2 separate regions of the Homo sapiens genome follow, and region 2 is linked to region 1. The links are chromatin loops, found by intact Hi-C in ENCODE. Cell type or tissue: PC-3. All regions are shown on one strand.

Region 1 (2,500 bases):
CTTCTCTTCACAGTTTCTTAATAGTATCTTTTGAAGAAAAGAATATTTAATTTTGACTAAGTCCAATTTATCAACATTTTTCTTTTATGGCTCATGCTTTTGTTGTCATATCTAAGAAATCTCTGCCTAATGCAAGATACTAAGATCTCCTTTCATTTTTTTCTTCTACCAGTGGTTATCATTTTAGTTCTTCCATTTAGTTCTATGAGTCGCTTCAAGTTCATTTTAAATGTGGTGTAACATAAGAACAGAAATGTGGTTTCTGGCATAGTTACCCAGTTGTTTCAGTACTGTATGTAGACAAAGCCTTCCTTCGCCTACTGGATTACCAGCACCTGTGTCAGGAATTTTTGTTTTTTCCAAATTCTCAACAGTCATTAGCTTCAAGATTCAGAAATGAGAAATTCAGAATTCCCAAATCATAAAATATTCTGCATTTTTCATAGCATTGTGTTACATGTTGTTGAATAATGAGTTATAAATAGCAAATCACTTTTATGTGATACACTTATACTGAAAGCTTCAGGGGTCAGTTCTATAAAGTAAGATATAATAATATATGCACAGGTTATTATTATGAATGAATACACTGTGAGAAAAGCACGTATTTCAATAACACATAAAAATAACCTCTACCTGATATAGACGTTTGTTAACAGAAAACATTAAAAACACAGTAGCACCAAATGAATGCCAAATATCATTTAAAAATTGAAAGATGCCACAAATATTTAAAAGTTATTCTTAAATGATACTTTAAAACACACAAGTATTAACTAATATTTGTTTTGTGAAAAATATTCCAAATGTAGAAAAGCTTCTTTCATTTTATGCTGAACATTGGTCAAGAGTTGGTCAAACTCTTCAGAGTGGTGTCCAAAGCCAACTGCAGTTAGGATTTAGACTATATACGGCTTCATATAAGCCCAATTCCTTTCCTAGTGTTGAAAATATTTTGTCTGCTTGCCTTGATTTTGCTCTTAAAATTGATACTGCTTTTCCTAATTCAAATTTTATATCAGCTGATTTCACATTAAGAGTATTCCACAATCATATTCACACATCTTCTCTTTACATTTCTCCTGTAAAAGTATTTACAAAGAACCGTAGCCTACATTAAATATTCAAACACTGGAAAACACCAGTGAACATTATTGGATTCTATGAAGATAATGTAACATTTGGCTATCCTAGCAAGGTTAACAGCACTACACAGGAATCACGCTTCAAAGCTACCAACTTAAGGGCTGCTGCCAAAACTTACATCTTCCAACAAGACTTGGAGGATTTTGTAAAGTATACTCATGTGCAAAACTCAATAGATTTTTATTGAGAAGAATGACTCACTATTAATAGCAGGCAGGGCCATAAACATACACTTGCAATATGGTGACAGTGACAAGCAAGAATGACGTGATTGGAATGTGACCCCTTCTCTCCTACATGTTGCTGTCCTGGTTCTGAAATGACGACCTTAATCTCTGACTCCATGTGTCGCTGACTGTGCTCTTGCCTTTGACCTGATGCTGGATAATTCCTTTAAACTAGTAATGCCCATGTTGGCTGTTAAAATTTTAGTTCTCGCAGAATATTTCCTTTTCCTGATTTCTTGACTCATTTTTCTCACAATTTGGAATAAGAGACAAATGTCTCTAAATGCCAAGAAGGAATTCCTGCATGGAAAAACTATGGGAAATCAACTGATCACACATATGTGGTTGTATTCTTGGACTCTCTATTCTATTTTGTTTCACTATCTGTCTTTCCTTACCCAGCCCCACACTGTACTACTACAGTTTTACAGTAAGTTTTCTTTTTTTTTTTTTTAAACTGATGGGGTCTGGCTCTCTCACCTGGGCTAGAGAGCAGTGGTGCAATCACAGCTCACCGCAGCCTCAACCTCCCAGGTTCAAGCGATCCTCCTACCTCTACCTCCTGAGTAGCTGGGACTACAGGCATGCACTACCACACCTGACTAATTTTTAATTTTTTTGTAAGGATGGGGGTGTCTTGCTATGTTGCCTCAGGCTGGTTTTGAACTTCTGGGCTCAACTGATCCTCCCTCCTTGGTCCCCCAAAGTGCCGGTATTATAGGCGTGAACCATCATGCCTGGCCTACAGTAAGTCTTAAAGACAGGTAGAGCAAGTCCTTTAGTTGGCTGGAACGTTCATGCGCTGTATAAAATAACAGTACCCTTTCATTTTAAAGAGCTGCTGTTTGCAACATTCTCATATTTGGTAACTGTATATGACCCTTTTAAGCTGGACACATGTACACTCCCATTTTGCAGACAAGAAACCTCATCTTCAGGGTAAATGACCTCCCCCAGGTACTGCAGCTGGGCAGGTGGCTCTGAGATTGCACTCCAAGTTCAATGTTCTTGGCACTGCTTTATAAACTCCCATCTTCCTAGGGCCAGCTCTCCTCACTGTGCCGGTCTCAACAGAAAAGAGACCCCCGCACCATCCCCACGGAGGAGCCGAAACAGCCACTTACCTT
Region 2 (2,500 bases), 46 kb after region 1:
AGTACTCTCTACATTTCTTTCCCTAGAAAAAAATATTACCACCCTTTAGATTCTAATTCTAAAGTGCTACATCTAATACCTCTAACATAAGTAAAGTCTCATTTTAAAGCATGTCCAATGAATAAATTTGCTTCTACTGCCTTTGCATATGCTAAGATTTTGATGGAGGAAAAAAAAAGTACCTGAAAGCAGCTTTCATGGAACCCAGCTATAAAGCTCCACAAACCCCATTTTTCCAGTGAGCTCACAGATAGTACCCTGTGCCCTATGTCAGCTTAGGGCAGCAGTTAGAGGCCTTTACCAACAGAAAAGAAAAAGCCTAGCTTGCTTCTAAGGCTACATACATCCAGATCTGTTCCACCAAAATCAAATCTGTGGCAAGGAGGTCCATGGCTACAGATTCTTCTGCTATGAGGCACCCAGGGAAATAGTCCAGAGGTCTGAATTGCAAACAAAATAATTTTAACTAATATAAAAAAGACCATCTGTTCAGTAACTAATTCCCTTGAGGACATGATATGGAAGTCAACTATCCAGCTTCCACCTTTACATAGTATATAAATGAGAAGAGAAAAGCGAGCAGGTTGGGTGCAGTGGCTCACGTCTGTATCTTAACACTTTTGGATTATTTGAGCCTGCCCAGGAGTTAGAGACCAGCCTGGGCAAAACAGTAAAACCCCATCTTTACAAAAAAAAACAAAAAACAAACAAAAAAACAATAATAATAATAATAATAATAATAATAATTAGTCTGGAGTGGTGGTGTGCGCCTATAGTCCCAGCTACTTGGGACGCTGAGGTGGGAGGATCACTTGATTGCGCCACTGCACTCCAGCCTGGGACAAAGCAAGACTGTCCAAAAAAAAAAAAAAAAAAAAAAAAACAGAAAGAAAAAGAGAATGAATGTTAAAATGTAGGCAGAGGCATGAAAAATAGAAAAGAAAGTCAGCTTGCAGAGCCAAGTTTATATCTTACCCCACCCTGATGTGGTTGGCCAACAGCTGATAGAGGGCTTTTCGGTAAAGTAGGTAGAAACAAACCCCACCAACCCTCAGGTTACCAGGCAATGTGCCACCATGTTATTAAAGCCATCATGGTGAGAGTTCCTGGGCAGGCAGCCCGCTGGAATGCTGAGTCATCTGTTCCCCCGCTCACAGCTGGCCCTCCTCCCCAGCACATGCTCTGCCCACAAGCACACTCTTTGGGGAATGCATTAGGAAGCAGCTACCTGAATGTATCCTGAAAATCACAGACAAGGCACTAAACACACACCCATTGGAGCCTGTTCTGTCACAACTCAAGCCAGAGTGCAGGCATAAATCACTGCCGTTTCTGGAAAGAGCACAGGCACACCTTGCACTCAGCTCTCTAGAGGCCTTAGCTAAATGCTGTTTAGATTATTTTTAAAAAATGTGGTTTTGACTGGTTCAGGATTTAAAAGAGTTAACAAACATCATATGAGCAGAAGGCACAATGGAATGAGTGTGTACACTCTGGGGTAGACAGCTCTACTACTGGAAGGCCACATGCCTCTCTGGGCAACTGTTTTCTTATCTTTGAACTGAGATGCTTTCCACAGTTGGCTTCAGGGAAAGCATCTAAGACTGGAGTCACAACAGAGTATTCACGCATGGGGCAAGGGGTGGGGACGCTAAAGCTGAACTTTGCCTTTAGTTAAAATTACCCTTGAAACTTCTTTCTTCACACTGGAGAACATGCGTCTCTCAGTGAAGCCAACACAGCTGGTTTTTCCTCCAGGGTCAGAACACACTACTGTTTCTCCTCTAGGACATCAGAGGAAGACGATGGCTTGCATGTGAGCACCATGTTATTAAACACACATGTACACACATGTGTGAACACACATGGTTTATAACCAGCAGGAAGCTTGCTACAAGAAGAGTGTGAAAGTTGATATTCACAAGGAAGGGGCAGAATCTACATCTCCCATTTCATCTCCAACTCACTGGGATAAGGATAAATACTTTTGCTGAGTGAAGTGACAAGCAAAACCAGTCTCACACCCTAAAAAATAATTAGCCACATCAAGTACATTTGAATTCACACAAGTTTCAAAATGTTATGATGTAACTCTACTTGGTACCTAGCAAATATACGATCTAAGCCTCTGTGCCTGTCCTCTGGTCACATGTACCCAAGCTAGTTCTCTGAAGACAAGGAAGGTGTTTTAGCTATTCTATACCTCCAGTGATATTTCTTCAGGAGAGAACAGCTAATACAGCTACTTCTCTCTGCTTCCGAACAGCCCTGGGCTTGCAATTACTACAAGCCACTGAAGAACCACGGCTTAACTTCTTAGGGCATGGATTTTACCAGAGATCAGGGAGGAAAAATTAAATAATTAATCTGGCAATTTAAAACAAATTAATATTAAAGTAAAATGGACATATTGCAGAATAGCATTTTTTTAAATTGTGAGAATGGTTTAAATAAAACATAAGACGGTAGAGATATTTCACCTTCTGCCCCCCTCACCCCG

The links. Peaks named below come from ENCODE experiments on the same cell type or tissue, not always from the same donor. Only the 100,000 strongest peaks of a DNase experiment are listed, where the experiment ranks them.
Region 2: a loop joins it to region 1, with 2.5 times the contacts of the local background. A loop is called at or near these places in 4 of 110 quality-filtered maps.

The regions. Positions count from the first base shown.
Region 1 is chr16:14,454,358-14,456,857 of GRCh38, forward strand. All of the region lies in intron 22 of PARN (poly(A)-specific ribonuclease), which reads right to left. Among named protein-coding and RNA genes, the nearest start is that of LINC03107, 27 kb to the left of the region's middle. In PC-3, no CTCF peak of the experiment used is centred here; a DNase peak (open chromatin) is centred at 1,414; H3K27ac peaks cover 358 bases.
Region 2 is chr16:14,500,578-14,503,077 of GRCh38, forward strand. The region is part of intron 21 of PARN (poly(A)-specific ribonuclease); the gene reads right to left. Among named protein-coding and RNA genes, the nearest start is that of LINC03107, 73 kb to the left of the region's middle. RefSeq lists enhancers at 975-1,269, 995-1,289. In PC-3, no CTCF peak of the experiment used is centred here; a DNase peak (open chromatin) is centred at 1,154; H3K4me3 peaks cover 321 bases; H3K27ac peaks cover 2,300 bases.